Linked DNA regions of Homo sapiens: region 1 is linked to region 2. A link is a loop called in an ENCODE intact Hi-C map of the cell type or tissue named here. Cell type or tissue: HepG2. All regions are shown on one strand. Links, peaks and the distances in the headings refer to the core of each region. The heading gives the core; the rest is flanking DNA.

Region 1 (8,342 bases), core at 39-8,038, 56 kb after region 2:
ATCTAAAGATGGAAGCGCTCTTTGCTCCAGACAGAACTCTGGAAGGCAAAGACCCCTGAATGAATGGGAACACCCTTTTTTCCCCATGGAGATGACTAATGAAAAGGAGCAGCTGTCTGGCTTTGGCTCCAGGAAACATCACTGCAGTCACTAGGCCCTTCGGCCCTAGGAATTGGCAGTGCTCTTGTTCTGCACTGTGTTTTCAGAAAGCAGGTACAAGCAGAAGTATATAGCATCCCAATCAGCATCCTCAAGAGAAAGGGAACCTAGGCTACCATCTTGGATATAGAGCTACTGACATCCAACATTATTACTTCTGCAGAGGATGTACCTTCTCTGTTGGGTGTTGGAAGAGCTGATACCTAACCAATATGGCAGTAAATTAGGTTTTCCATGGGCCAGTGTTCGTTCTGCTTTGTTGATGCTGAGGTCTTATTGGTTCTCACATATTTGAAGTATCACTCCTAGGTCTCAGTAGAAAAAAAAACTCTCCTGCCACTTCCAAAAGGAGACTATGACGTACTGTTACACCCAAGAGAGTTCTTAGCCCCTCCCTCACATCAAAAAAGTCAGACAGATGTTTTTCCTAAAACAAAGCACTCATTTTTGGCAGGAACTCTGTAAAGCTACCTTTACCCAGGACTCACCAGACAGTTACTGTTACCTCCCAGGCAAGGTCAGCACCTCCAGATTAAACAAACACAAACTTTTTAGTCATACTTACTTCAAAAAGAGACCATACAAGCCTACCTAAAGGAAACAAGATTTCAGAAGAACAAGGGAGAAACATGAAAGATCAGAAAACCAGGATTTATCAGTTCCTGTAAGAATCAAGAGATGCGGCTGGGCGTGGAGGCTCACGCCTGTAATCCCAGCACTTTGGGAGGCCGAGGTGGGCGAATCACTTGAGGTCAGGAGTTCAAGACTAGCCTGGCCAACATGGTAAAACTCCGTCTCTACTAAAAACACAAAAGTTGGCCAGGCACGGTGGTGCACGCCTGTAATCCCAGCTACTTGGGAAGCTGAGGCAGGAGAATTGCTTGAACCCTAGAGGTGGAGGTTGCAGTAAGCTGAGATCATGCCACTGTACTCCAGCCTGGGCGACAGAGCAAGACTCCATCTAAAAAATAAAAAAGAAAAAAAAAAAGATTCAAGAGATTCCTCAGCTCCTTGGTTACCTGGGCTCAAGGAAACTCAAGCAAAAGTCACCTAAGGGCTATTTTCTTTTTGAGTTGGAAAACTGAAGCTGATTTAGTTTGTTTACTTATGGAAAGGGGAGGGGTGAAGATAACTCATTACTAAATTTCAAAGAGAGTAAGAAGCTATAAAAAATTTGTGTCTGGACCAGAGCCCACCAATCTCCCAGCACCCATAGTAACTGCGGAGGTCTTTGGAAGAGCCCCTGCATTTGAGTTCCAGCTCTGCCACTTTTTAACTGTGTAAGCAGCATTTCAATTCTCTAATCCTCATCTTCCTCACCTGCAAAGCTCCATAAGGTTGTCCTAAGTAGTAGTCCTGAGTATGTGACAGATCAAACCTAGTCATGTCCCTTCTAAATTAAGGTTTCCCCATAGTTCCCATTCACTTACCAGAGCAAGAGCAGATTCCAGTACAGGGCACACTGAGCCCTGCTTTCTCCCGCCTGCCTCACCAGCCTTGTCTCCAATCGTATTTGCTCCAAGTACCCACTGCTCTCTTGCTACTCCTCACTCCTCAGAGTTCCTGAATGTGACATGGTTCTTTTATACGCCTGAGCCTTTGCATAATCTTTTCACTCTCAGATGCGTTCCGCTCTTATCTGGCTGGCGAATTCTCTGTACACTTCAAAAGCCAGCTCAACCCTCAACCACCCACACTATCCTGTCAGCCCACAGCTGGGCAGTTGGGTGCTCCATCAGCCCCATGTCCACGTCCCCATCACCGTCTGCCTACATTCCTCTAATCCTACATTTACAGTGGCTTTTAACCCTTTATCGAATTACCTGCCCTCTTTACTAGACTGCAAGAACTCACAGTCCAACAGGGGAGACAGATGTGTCATTGGTTACAAAACAATATGGCAAGTTCCTGGCACAAAGGATGTGCTTGTGAAATGTTTATGAACAAATACGGGAATGAGCCAAGATGCTCTAAGGATGTAACACATTCGTGTTATGGCTTCATCATCTCTGTGTACATATTTGTTTTTCAGAACACACCTTTCCTATATTTCTCCAATATATATGTTTACTTCAGTCCTGTTAAAAGCATGCCAGACAGATAATGCTTGATGAGAGGAGGTGTCGTCTCCCAAAGCACATCAGAGAACCACATGCAAATCAGCCTCTTGCGTGGTGGCTGCTGAACTCAGTCCAGTCAGAATTCTGCCTGTCTCAAGACAGTCATTACCACAGTGACCCTCCTTGTTGTTAGGCATCCTTTTTTCCAAAGCGAATAGGTGGACAGGAAATAGCACGGTAAAAGAATAATTAGGATTGAGAAATGGGAAATGCTAGGTTTAGCTGATACGCAAGTTTATTATGTCAACAGATATAATGTGTTTCATTCATTGTTGGGTTCCTATGATTCATATGTTTTATTCCATTGTTCCATATGGAAAGAGAAAGGGCAGATCATTATGGTGAGAGAGAGTTGGAAGGTTAGGAAAGTGCTGGTCTGGTTTTGTTTTTATTCTAAATAGAAGAGCAGTGTGACCATAGTAAGGTGGTCAGCTTCTCCTGACCTCGTTTTCTTCAAAGGAAGGAAATTGAACCACATGATCTCTAACTTTCTGCTATAGAATTCTGATTCTGGACACATTTAAAGTGGAAAAAAATCTATCAGATATTTGTTCATTAAAAATAGTGTCTTGTTATTGTGTCATATTCATAATTATCTTTCTATAATATATTCAGCACATTTTATTGCCTTATCTGGCAATACGTGTTGTTGGGTGATAGATAAATAAGGTGGAGCCACTGCCTTCAAGAAGCTTACAATGTGGAGACAGAAAGAAGCCACATCTGCAAAATAGAGGCAGAAATGTTGAAGGACATAAGGAATAAAGGAAAATAAATTCTGTGAAGGTTCAGAAGGCTTCTCAAAGGATGTATTAAAACACAGGAATTAAAACATAGGAAAGGATTTAGAAATACCCAGATAGGGACAGAAGGAGATTCAATGTGGAATGAATAGTGGGAGTCAAAGCGTGGAGGTTTAAATACACAAATTGTTTAGAGAAGAACAAACAGTCCAGTTTCAAACAGAGGGTGAATAAAAAGGAGTAGACTGGGATGATAGGACGAGAGAGGACTGTGGGTGGGTGCTAAGTGCTGGGCTGGGGAAAGTAGTTGTGATATTCATTTTTGGAAAAGTTTTAAGGGAAGAGTGCCTGATAACCCATTAATTTTAAGCTGAACCTATACTAGGTAATTATCTCCTTCCTAAAGGTCCTTTTTATCTGCATTCATTCAGTACTTTGTGTTTACACTTGTGGTTTCAGAGCAGACCATGTCAAGGTTGTTATAGCCAATGCTTTTATTTTACAGATGAGTCATAAAGAACTTTAGGGACCATTCAAGTAGCCAGCAATGGAGTAAGAGTGAGAACTAGACTTCAGATCCTCTTGTTCCTAGCCCAGGCTTTTTTCATCCTTCCTACAAAAGTCATGGCGTGTGTGTGTGTGTGTGTGTGTGTGTGTGTGTGTGTGTGAGAGAGAGAGAGAGAGAGAGAGAGAGAGTCTTGCTGTGTTGCCCAGGCTGGAGTGCAGTGGTGTGATCTCAGCTCACTGCAACCTCCACTTTTTAGATTCAAGCAATTCTCATGCCTCAGCCTCCCAAGTAGCTGGGACTACAGGCACGCATCACACGGGCCTGGCTAATTTTTGTATTTTTAATAGAGATGGGGTTTCACCGTGTTGGCCAGGCTGGCCTCAAATTCTTGGCCTCATGTGATCTGCCTGCCTTGGCCTCCCAAATTGCTGGAATTACAGGCATGAGCCACTGTGCCCAGCCAGAAGTCATTGCTTTTAACCAAAAATTAAGCCATGAGGAAATAAGAAAAGAGATCTGCACTAGGAGCCAGAAATATGAAGTTCAGTTTTCGTTCATATCTTTCTGTGTGATCTTCGAGAAGACATGGACTCTCTCCTAGCTTCAGGTTCCAAACCTCTGAAGTAATATAATAAACTTCTTTATTATATTGGAGAGGTTGAACATGATCAAACAGAAACATGTTTGAAAAAGTCCTTATGGCTGGGCGCGATGGCTCACACTTGTAATCCGAGCACTTTGGGAGGCCAAGACAGGCAGATAGCTTGAGCCCAGGAGTTCAAGACTAGCCTGGGCAACATGGCAAAACCCCATCTGTAATAAAAATACAAAAATTAGCTGGCCATGGTAGTGTGCACTTGTAATCCCAGCTACTCAGGAGGCTGGGGTTGGAGGATCACTTGAGCTTGGGAGGTGGAGGTTGCAGTGTGCATTCCAACCTGGTGACAGAGCAAGACCCTGTCTCAAAAAAAAAAAAAAAAAAAAGGAAGGAAAGAAAAGAAAGAAAAAGAAAAAAAGTATTTCCACACTTATAAATAAGAAACTCTTATCAGAGAGACACTGAATTTCCAAATGTATAATAAATTAGCAACATATTTGCCAAGGCATTGGTGTTATGGTGGTTAGCATAGCTGCCTTCCAAAATTAGCAAAACACACCAACTCCTCACCTTCCCCTTTAATGTGTGGTGACTACTTGTTTCCCTTTGTGGACCTTTCTCAATATACTTCCATTAACAGGCTGTTATTCCTGGAAGAACACCTTTTGACTTGGAATGGATCTTTTGGAGATGGAAGTTATAGATGTGATTTATCAATATCATCTTGATGTTCATTTTACAGGATTACACTCGGATCTGGGCATAAGTCAGAAGAAGCGGGAGCAGGGTCAGAACAATTTGCCCTGGCCTAGTACCGCTTCAGCATTATCACAGGACATGCCCAGATACCTTTGGGTTCAAGAAATATAGATTTTAAAAAAACAAAAACAAAAAAAAAAAGGAGTACTTCTCGTCACTTTCATAGAATTGAAATTAACACTAGCAAAAGTTTTCCCACATAAACCAAGCCTAATACTCCATCAGTTCAATTAGAGAATCTTCACAGTAGGAGGGACTTAAGAAGTCACCCAAGCCAATCTTTAACTTAGAGCAGCGATGCCCTCCTCCAGCTTCCCTGGGACTGCTTCTCCTCCAGCCTCCCTGGGACTGCTTCTCCTCCAGCCTCTACTAGAATCCCACTCCCATCTTCCAACCCCCAGTGACTGGGAGCTCTCAACCTAGGAGGCAGCTCATATTCTAATGTTAGAAAACAGCTTAATGTTCCTAAACTCCTCCTTCCTTATAAATTCAGCCTACAGAGCCTAATTCTTCCTTCAAGAAGAAAAATAATCATGTTGTTTTCCTCTTCTACATGGCAGTCTTCCTTAAATCTGAAGCTAACTATATTATGTCCCTTGAAGTCTTCTCTATCATTGTTCAGGTCAGTCACTCAAATGATCTCTAATTCATCCTAAAATATGCCCCCAGAAATTGAGTGCAGCTCTCCAGACTGGGCTGACTTATGCAGAGAGCATGAAACTTAGGTCCTATGATAGGGATCACAGGCTTCTCATTCAAGCAGAGGTTACAAATCTGTGTGTTTGTAGCTGCATCTTGCTTGTTTATTGAATTTAGGACCAGCTGATTTTCAGGCACTATCCCACATGGACATGTGGACAGCCACCTCAGCAACTCTCCTGCTCAGGTGACTGGAATAATGCCAGTGTCAGCTGGATAGTTGTAAATCAATGCCTCACTGTCCCTCTAAATCGAGTATATCCCAAGCAAAGCATATCCTCCTTCACCAGTCTGTCATTTTTTTTTTTTTTTTTGAGGTGGAGTCCTGCTTTGTCACCCAGGCTGGAGTGCAGTGGCATGATCTTGGCTCACTGCAGCCTCCACCTCCCATGTTCAAGTGATTCTCCTGCCTCAGCCTCCCAAGTAGCCAGGATTACAGGTGCCCGCCACCATGCCTGGCTAATTTTTGTATTTTTAGTAGAGACGGGGTTTTGCCACGTTGGCCAGGCTGATCTCGAACTCCTGACCTCAGGTGATCTGCCTGCCTTGGCCTCCCAAAGTGCTGGGATTACAGGCGTGAGCCACCGCTCCCAGCCTGTCTCCTTATTTCTATCAATGATCCCACTGTTCTCTTGAGTGACATGAGCTCAAGTCTTAGGCCATCCTTGATTCTCCCCTGCTTCTCTTCAGTCTGGGCCCCATCTAGTTCCTCCTCTCAGTGCCTTTCACAGTCTTCTTTCCATTCTCATTGCCAGGGCTCCTGGCCAGGGCCCTGTGTCCTTGGCCTGACTATCCCAGCAGTCTCTTCATTGAGCTCTCTGCTCCAGCCACCTCACCTCCTATGCCCACACACACTGTTTCCTCCATATTCTACCATTCCTCATTTGCCATTGTATATATGCTTTCTTATTTTGCTATTTGCCTGATTCCTTTGTATTTTGTCTTTCAAGTTTCCAAGACTAGTGACCATACATCTCTTTTTAACTTCAGCAATTTATAAAGCAGTGCTTTAACAAATATTTCCTGTTGACAATAAATATGATATTAGAATATTTTTAGATAAAATGATCTTTAGAAAATAGTGCCAAAAGATATGTAAGTTAAAATAACAACAACAATAATATTGATATTTGGGCCACTTGACTTCTCTAATGGGCATCTCGGAATTACTTCCTCCACAACTGATCTGTCTGGATCTTCCCAAACCCCCCAGTCTACTTCTCAATAGTTTTCCCTCATGTTAGTAGGTGACACCTCCATTCTTCCAGTTGTTCCCCATCCAGAACATGTGGAATCATCCATACTCTATATTCATCAGCAAATCTTTTAGTTCTTCCTTTGATATATCCAACACTTCTCACTCACTGCCTTCATCACTACCATTCTGAATGAAGCAGTCCCACATGCTTTATTCCCATTGCTTTCCATCTTCCTTACCCTGCTCTTTTCTTTTTCATAGCACACATCTCATCTGATTTATTATATTTGTGTGTTTATTGTCTGACTTCCTCCATGAGAATGTAACCTCTGGAATGGCAGGGACTTTGTTTTGTTCCTTGCAAAGTCCCAGCTACTAGAACAGTGATTGGCGTGTGGCAGGGGCTCAATAAATATTTATGAATAAATTGATGAATGAATGCATGAACCCAGGTCTATCCGATTCCATAACTCATATTCTACCCTGCTACCCACTGACCAGGAACCCGCCCTATTTCTCCTTGAACACATTTTTCAGCTACTGTGTTCAACAACTAATTTATATTTAAATAAATCGGTTTTCTTTTCAGAATCAGCATTCGAGCTTTTACACAGCTCTTTGATGAGGACCTGAAGGAATTCACAAAGCCACTCTATTCAGACACATTTTTTTCTTTACCCATCACTACTGAATCAGGTAAGGCTAACCTTTACATCATGTTCTACCAACTGCCATGTCACCTACAAGAGCCTCTAATGGGGAGATATTGGCTGATGGTGGGGGGAACATTTATTTTCATTTGGAACTTAATCTTTATGTGACCAAAAATTGATGTGGATCAAAGGGATTGTACAACCTCTCTAGAAGAATGGATTGAAAGGGGGTTAATCTAAAAAGAAGGTGGAAGTACAGTATTTTTTTCTATTAAAAATGAATTATTTTCTAAATAGTGAGTGAAAACCATTAAAATCAAGAGTTTTCACAGGCCAAAATATAAGTTACTACAAAACACTTTCAGTTAAAAGTGAGAATGTATATATGCATATACACAGAAATGCTCAGGAAAAAAAGACTAAAAGAAAAAAACACCAAAGTATTAATGATGTGTATCTCAAAGTAATGGAAATACAGGTGATTTTTCTTCCTTTTGCTTATTATGTGTTGACTTTGTAGTACTAAAAACCATTAATATAAAAGACTGTGCATAACAATTTCTGAAAGAGACTTCTCTAGTGTGTTAGAGGGAAAGCCTGAGTAATAATAGTGGCTAGTATTTACTGTTCACCTTCTCTATGGAGACATAGTTTTAAGCATTTTACATGGGATAACTTGTCCAATTCTCATGACAGTCTTTTGAGCTAGATGCTATTATCATCCCCATCTTAAAGATGAGGACATGAGGCACCAAGAGATTAAGTAATTTGCCCAAGATGGTGCAGCTGAAATTCTGGCACTTTCTGCCCAAGCGTACAACCTCTGCACTGCCCTGTCTCTGAATACTTCCACCAGGCTGAGAATAGCATCATTTCATCACCTTCCCTCCCAACACCATCGTCTG
Region 2 (8,342 bases), core at 168-8,167:
AAATTTAGAAATGTGTTGCCCTTAGTATTCTTTCACATTTCAACCTGAAACAGGATCATTTCTTTTGCTACAGTTCTTCAAAGAGGTGTGAGAACTTTCAGCTCTAAAGGCAGGTGCAGCAGTTTCAGAGAATTTAACTGGGCTCATGTAGTAAGTCAACTAGATATTATCTTTTTTTTTCAAAGAAAAAAATCAAAATGCCCAATTACATCACTTAACTTACTTCAGATGAAACTTTTAGATGATATCTGAGATTTGCAGCATCTTAAGTTGAAAAGAGAAATCGCTTGTTAAGAATCTGGTGGTTTCTCTGACTGGGCGCAGTGGCTCACACCTGTAATCGCAGCACTTTGGGAGGCTGAGGCAGGTGGATCATGAGGTCAGGAGTTCAAGACCACCTTGGTCAACATGGCAAAACCTCGTCTCTACTAAAAATAAAACAAATAAATAAATAAAAAATTCGCCTGGTGTGGTGGCGGGCGCCTGTAATCCCAGCTACTTGGGAGGCTGAGGCAGAGAATTGCTTGAGCCCAGGAGGCAGAGAAGCCAGATTGTGCCACTGCACTCCAGCCTGGGCAACAGAGGAGACTCTGTCTCAAAAAAAAAAAAAAAAAGAAAAGGAAAATGAATCTGGTGGTTTCTAATATGGAATCAGAGAGCCTGAAATAGACCACATAATTAGAACATTTTACAAAAGTTGAAAGGCTGGGTTTTTAGTCCAAATGTTGTTGGTTTCTTAATATTACAGGATAGTTCTTATAAATACTCATATTGCTAATACTGTGAAATACATAACATAGAACTTACAGATGTGTTAATTGTGTTTAGAAAGGCATCTGGCCAACTAGTGTATGTGTTCAGTGGAGCAGAGCAATTTGTAAAAGCAGGCTGAGCTTTCAGAAGTTTGTTGGAGAAAAGATTAAGACCTTTAAGAAGCCAGAATATGGTTGTTTAAACCAGAGGATTTACTTTTTGGAAAAACAGTAATGGAAAAGGACTTACTGTGGGTGTAATTAGTTAGAATAGGCTTTGAGTTTAATTATGCAAGTAGGTATTCAAGTCCAGAGGCATTTCTGAAATGTAAGAAATACTTGCATTTTATTGACCATGTTGAGTGAAACAAGACTTCATCAGCATCCACAATGTGCTAGCATTCAGGGTTCTCACCATTTTTCTTAAAGAGACACACTTTACTTGTCTACAAATATTATGAGCTGCATGATAAATGTGAAGCATGAAAGTTGCAGGTGGTATTTGCATAATGATAAATTTCCCACATGTATTTGTATGATGGTTGTTTAGATTTAAATTACTTTTTTAAATAAGATATTTTAAAAATTGTTTCAGGGAGGAATTTTTTAGTCGGTTGTTATTTATTTGTCAGTAGTTCTTTCTACATTTTAAGGACATATGTGAATTGTTCACTTAGTTAATACAAAGTACTAGTATTCCCCTATGTTAATTGCTGAGCTATAGAGATGAGATGCATAAATCATATTTTACTGTTATTAAAGCAATGCCAACTAGTATAATATTCAAACTCAGACAAACTTCAAACAAAAAAGTAATTGAAAATATCTGTGCTTTCTTTATTCTATTATGCCTGTCTTATCAGTCTAAAACAAAATAGAATGAGAGCAAGACATGATTTGGATAGAAATATAGTTGTTGCTTAGATGATCTCTATATCATTCCAAATGTGACTGGCCTGATTATTTTTCCTGATAAACTGTCTAAAATAGCTCATTATTTTCATGTCATATAGACACGACCTTAAGGATAAAAAAATTGAATTAAATGGGCAATATTTCAGCAATAGTCATTTTCCATTCCAGATTTAAAATCAGAATCGAAGAACATAATGGATTTAAACCCAGTTCAGTGCACATGTATCAAACATAATACTGTTGGGAACTATGCCAGGTAGTGATTAGTAAGCTTATAAAGATGACTAACAAAAAGTGGTTCCTGACCTTGTTGTCTCGTGCAGAGGTGAGAGACGGTTATGATGAAAGTGGCAACAGAGCTTTATCTCATCTTTTCTGGATGAGGACTTTACTCTGCCTCATGTATGCCATGCTTTCATAACCATAGAGGACAAGATATTTGGCAATTCTCAGGTTTACTTGGTCATTAAACGGTCAACGCAACAAGAATATCCTTTGAAAGCCAAAGTATTTAGTGTGAACTCACCAGAAATCAGACAATGAACATACCAGATATGGAATAAGTTGGCATTTTTTTTTCACTTCTTGTAGAGCTCTTCTTAAACTTGGCACTTTTGAAGACTGTACTCAGAGTCTAGAGCAGAGGTTGCAAACTGGTAGCCTCTAGAGATAGCTAGGTGTCTAAATAATAACTATGTTGTGTTTGGCTCATGTAGTGTTTGTGAAAACATCCAGATCATTTCACCAGCATTAAAAATCAAAAATTCACATTAAAACCCAAATGTATGGATTCTCTTAAAATTTTGGAAGATTTGGCAAAACTGTGCCTAAAACTCTCTAGAGCTGACTTGTGTCTTCTCCTTTTAGATACCAACTCACTGGAATACCACTTCATTCATTTCCTTACCTGAATGCATTCTAAAGACATTTGAATTTGTGACTTCTACTTTGTGGTTTTCATTTGAAAATTTTAGGGAGCATTTATTTGTCTGGCAATAAGAAGTAGGTTTTCAGTACTTAAATGGCATCTAATACATGGTAGGTGTTCCGTAAATACTGATTAAATGGATGGATAGATGGATGAATGGAAAGATGGATGAATGGTGGATCTGGGCACGGATGATGAGTAGAAGAGATAGATAGACCAATATATAGATACAGATAAGCATGTAGATGTGAATGAATGAAATTAATATTTTAGTGAGAGAATGTACATATACTAAAAATATATTCTATTCTCATTGGATTATGGGTAGATTACAGAGCCCAGGGAAGAGTTGTAGTGGTAGATAACTTTACCTGTAGAAATAATATTTTAAAAGCATTTTCCCTCTTGTTAAGTCAGTTTCAGCTACTTATTAGTCAGCCTAGAAAAATAAAAAACAAAACCTCTCAAATGATTTTAATTATTTTAATATGGCTAACTTGTCTTTAATAAAAAACATTTTAGGAACGTTAATTGTTGAATCACCATATCAGCTATTATTTCCACTTCTTATTGTATTGGTTTACTAGGAGTGTCTTAACAAAATACCCCTGACTCTAGGTGGCTTAAACAACAGAAATTTATTTTCTCACAATCCTGGAGGCTAGAAGTCCAAGGCGAAGGTGTCTGCAGGTTTAGTTTCTTCTGAGGCCTCTCCTTGGCCTGCAAATGGCACCTTTTTGCATGTCCTCATATAGTGGTACCTCTGTTTCTGTTGTCTGTCTGTTAATGTCTTCTCATAAGAACACCAGTCATATTGGCTTAGGGCCCGCTCTAATGGCCCCATTTTAACTTAATCACCTCTTTAAAGGCCGTATCTCCACATACTGAGGTACTGGGGTTTAGGGTTTCAACATATAAATTTGGTGGGGACACAATTCATCCCCTAATACTTCTATAGTTTTAAACATAAGCCATCATTTCTTAATATCTGTAGGTTACCTGCATCGAAATATCTTGCAGAGCTGGTTATGAAAACATATTCTTGGTTTCTACCCCACATGGAAAGAATTAGAATTTAGAAGGAATAGAGCTGAGGGAATCTGCATTTTAAACAAATATCAGAGTGAATCGATGCACACAAGTTTAAGAACTATTGACATAATTTTTCTATTATTTGTTGGCATTAAGATTTTGATACAATTCTTCTTAATGCATGATCAAATCTATAATGCCTAGGAGTATTTATTATCTTTCCCAGGAAGAGAAGAGTACTCTAGTATTTGTTTTGTGCTTCTTTAAAATTTTATTTTATTTTTTTAATTTTTTTCAGACAGGATCTTGCTCTGTTACCCAGGCTGGAGTGCAGTGGCACAATCACAGCTCACTGCAGCCTTGACCTCCCAGGCTCAGGCAATTCTCCTGCCTCAGCCTCCTGAGTGGCTGGGACTACAGGTACCCAATACCACACCCAGCTAGTTTTTTAAATTATTTGTAGAGATGGGGTCTCCCTATGTTGCTCAGGCTGGTTTTGAGCCTCTGTGGCCAGCCTGTTTTGTGCTTTTATAGCATATAAAAGACTACCACATATTATGTTTAATTGGTAACAGTATGAAATACATATTATACTGACCATCTATAGCCTAATTTTATTCTCATGGCAACCCTGTGGAGGGGGTATTGTGAAAGGGCAGTTTGCATAGAGACTAAGAGTTGAGTTTTGAAGGTAGACTGCCTCTACCGCTTACTAGCCACGTTATTTTGGGCAAGTTATTTAACACTTCCAGGTCTGTTTCCAAACCTACAAAATGGGGATAGTATAACAATAACTCATGGGGTTGTTATGAGGTTTTCATTGGTTCATACATCAAATCTAGAAAAGCTTTTGTCACATATGAAGTGTGTAGTGAGTTTCCTATTATTACTTCCAGGTTGGAGATGAGATTGGTCTTCATAAGAATTAACTGACAATGTTTACGAATTCACACAGCTAACATACAATAGAGTCAGAACTTGAACTCTGGTTTACTGGCTCCAACTCCAGTATTCTTTCCACTACTCTGCGAAAAGTATATTATTTTTAAGTTGGCATTAGCTTTTTCAAATTACCACGTGTTATTTTATTATTTTTCAAAGTCAAGTCCTTTTAAAGAGGACCAAATATCTTATAAAATCTTTTAAATATATATATACTTAGCATACACAAAAATAGAATAATGGTTAAATATGTTTTAGTGTGAAGCAATTGCGAGTCACTATTGATCTCTGATTGTGTTGAACTTTTGGTGATGACTTCAGTATTTTGTAATCAGCCATTTACAGTTCATTTATTTCAGGAATTTTAAGGTCAAGCTGAGCTACCTATATGGAATGAACCAGCCCAGTTCTCTGAAATTGGTCTTCCTTTATGTGCCTAGAAATATTTCTCTATTAGTCTGACTTCTGTTGGTAGGCATGGCACTTTACACATTAGCTAGGAAGAAATAAAATCTAATTTGTCTGGACAGAATGAAAAAAACAAACAAAAAAAAAACAAAGGAAAACTGTTTGCCTTCCATTCCTAGATGCCAGTTTGCTGGAATCCCCCTGGGAATAAAAGATAATATTAGATTTTTCTGACCTGGTAGGAGAAACAAATCCCATTCTATATGTATGAATGTGTATAAATTAAGATGCATATACCCCTAAACATATAATATGAAACTAAAATGAACACAGTAAGTATATATCTAGGTTTGCAGGGATTTTTGTTTTTGATATTGTGTTTTCTTCCTTTTATATGGAAAAACTCAGTACCTAAAAGGGTAAAAAAGGATAGTATAATGAACTACCATGTACTCATCACCTTCCTTCAATAATTACCAATTTATGGCCAACCTTGTTTCATCTATATCCCCACCCACTCCCCCACTGCACATCATTTTGATACAATCCAAGTCGTGATTATTTCATTTCACTTGTAAATATTTCAGTCTACATCTCTGAGTAATAACCACAATATAATTATCACATCTAACATTAACAATAATGCCTTAATGCCTAGATGTCCAGGTTTAGAAGTACATATCAAGTGACAGCTCATGAATTTCTACATAAGAAGGCTTTTGGACAGCAATCTGATTAGAAGAGGGGTCCAGGGGACTTCTCTGTATATTGCATTTATACAGCATTTTAGATAATATTGAAAAAGCCTCAGTTATTGATATTAAATAATTGGGCTGGAACTACTGAAGAATATCATGGGGATGAGGGTGCATTAGTCTTGTTAAGTTGTCTGGGTGCCCTCAGTGCTGACATGGTTCTCTAATATTCACTAAAAGTGAGCTTCTAATTTTAGATCTAGTGTATACAGATGTTACATTAAATGCACAGCAACCTGATGTATTAGCATAATTTAATGCATCATCTTTAAAGTAAGCCAGAAAACTGACTATTGTCAAACAGCAATAATAACAAAGTAAAAGAAATTATCTCTCAGCTAGATGCGGTGGCTCACGCCTGTAATCCCAGCACTTTGGGAGGCCGAGGTGGGCAGATCACAACATCAGGAGATCAAGACCATCCTGGCTAACACGGTGAAACCCCGTCTCTACTAAAAATACAAAAAAAAAACTTAGCCGGGCGTGGTGGCGGGCGCCTGTAGTCCCAGCTACTCGGGAGGCTGAGGCAGGGGAATGGCAGGACCTGGGAGGCGGAGCTTGCAGTGAGCCAAGATCATGCCACTGCACTCCAGCCTGGGTGACAGAGTGAGACTCCATCTCAAAAAAAAAAAAAAAAAAAGAAAAAAGAAAAAAAGAAATTACCTCTCTAGAAATGTATTTAATTAACTGGAGGTTGTGCACAATTCTTTTCCGTTTTGTTTTTCTTCTCATTTTCAAAAACCTGCACCAAAGGATGGTTTGGTTTTTTGCCCCATCCCACCCTGATTTTTACAAGTAATCCTCCAATTATTTCATATGAATAGTGGATGTTTACTCCATTTTACATAAAATGCTACATAAATGCAGTTCCAATCAAGTCTCCTCACCACTCTGCTTGTTACTAGATTGGTATCCCAATTTCTGTAAAGATGCTGTTGTTTGGTTGGGAGGCAGGGATAAAATCCAGTTTGAGAAGAACTCAAGTGCCTAGAAAGAAACTTAGACTTTATCCTGAAATAGAAACTCATGAAAAGTTTTTGATGCTTCAAGGGGAATGAAGATGACAGATGGGGCAGATGTACAAAGAGATTATTTGGCAATCATGGAGGAAAGACGGAAAATAAGGAAGAGGCGGGGCGTGGTGGTTCGCATGCAATCCCAGCACTTTGGGAGGCTAAGGTGGGAGGATCATGTGAGCTCAGGAGTTTGAGACCAGCTGGGGCAACATGGCGAAACCCTATCTCTACAAAATAATACAAAAATTAGGCTGGGCACGCTAGCTCATGCTTGTAATCCCAGCACTTTGGGAGTCCAAGGCGGGTGGATCACGAGGTCAGGAGTTCGAGACCAGCCTGGCCAACACAATGAAACCCTATCTCTACTAAAAATATAAAAATTAGCTGGGCGTGGTGGCAGGCGCCTGTAATCCCAGCTACTCAGGAGGCTGAGGCAGGAGAATCGCTTGAACCCAGGAGGCGGAGGTTGCAGTGAGCCGAGATCATGCCACTGCACTCCAGCCTCAGCGACAGAGCTAGACTCCATCTCAAAAAAAAAAGAAAATACAAAAATTAGCTGGGCATGGTGGTGTGCACCTGTGGTCCTGGCTACTCATGAGGCTGAGGTGGGAGAATCACTTGAGCCCAGGAGGTTGAGACTGCAGTGAGCCATGATCACGTCACTGGACTCCAGCCCGGGTGACAGAGCAAGGCCCTGTCTCAAAAGAAAATAAGGAAGACACTTAGAAGGCTTTCAAAGTAATCCAACACAAAATGAAGGGACTCCAGGTAAAGGCAATAAAATAAGGAAAAAAGGGAACAGGCAAGAAAAATATTATTTTCGAAAAGGGAACTTTCATGCTCACAGAATTAGATTTAGCTGTTACTACTGTTGTTACTCATTTTGACTATGCTACAGTAGCAAACCAACATCTGAAAAATTCTATAAATATGCCTATCATTTTCCGTAGACATCTATTTTTATTTTTTGTCATTACACTGAATATGCAATTCATGACATCATTTCCCACACTAGGACAGCTAAGGTGTGATAGAGAGAAAACAGGATTTAGAGACAGGTATTGGAAGCTCAACTTTACTACCTGTTCCTATACAACACGAGTGAGTCATTTAATGTCTCTGAGCCCCTATTCCAACTGAGAAAGCATGTTGTAGATTATCAGGTCCTATACAGATGTAATGTGGTGCTGTCGTGCCTTTAAGAAAAGCTTTTGGCACCAACTCATGGATTGGCTGCCCTTTTTGTTATAAGGTTGAATTTATTTCTATAGCAAATACAATCACTTCTAATTCTAAAGAGTCTAGACATTTCTATATCAATAAATACTAATGTTTTAATGACCATGCTGTCACAAAAACAATTAAGAAGCAAATATCATTTGTGCTATAAATATAGCTTTCTTTCTCTTTCTAAATAACATTAAAAAAAAAAAAAAAACAGGGTCTTTCTATGTTGCCCAGGCTGAAGTGCAGTAGCTATTCACAGGCACTATTATGATGCACTATAGCCTCCAATACCTGGACCCAAGCAACCCTCCTGCCTCAGCCTCCTGAGTAACTGGAACTAAGGGCACACATCATCACACTTGGCTTC

What was found. Hi-C counts contacts between places; a loop is a spot of excess contacts. Peaks named below come from ENCODE experiments on the same cell type or tissue, not always from the same donor. Only the 100,000 strongest peaks of a DNase experiment are listed, where the experiment ranks them.
Region 1: a loop joins it to region 2, with 12 times the contacts of the local background. A loop is called at or near these places in 1 of 110 quality-filtered maps.

The regions. Positions count from the first base shown.
Region 1 is chr12:70,543,695-70,552,036 of GRCh38, reverse strand. PTPRB (protein tyrosine phosphatase receptor type B) reads left to right here. Exons shown (of 34, transcript NM_001109754.4): 22 at 7,374-7,480. The region is part of intron 6 of PTPRB-AS1 (PTPRB antisense RNA 1); the gene reads right to left. Among named protein-coding and RNA genes, the nearest start is that of PTPRB-AS1, 80 kb to the right of the region's middle. In HepG2, for the core only: no CTCF peak of the experiment used is centred there; DNase peaks (open chromatin) are centred at 696, 2,006 and 3,536.
Region 2 is chr12:70,599,821-70,608,162 of GRCh38, reverse strand. All of the region lies in intron 4 of PTPRB (protein tyrosine phosphatase receptor type B), which reads left to right. Among named protein-coding and RNA genes, the nearest start is that of PTPRB, 33 kb to the left of the region's middle. In HepG2, for the core only: no CTCF peak of the experiment used is centred there; no DNase peak of the experiment used is centred there.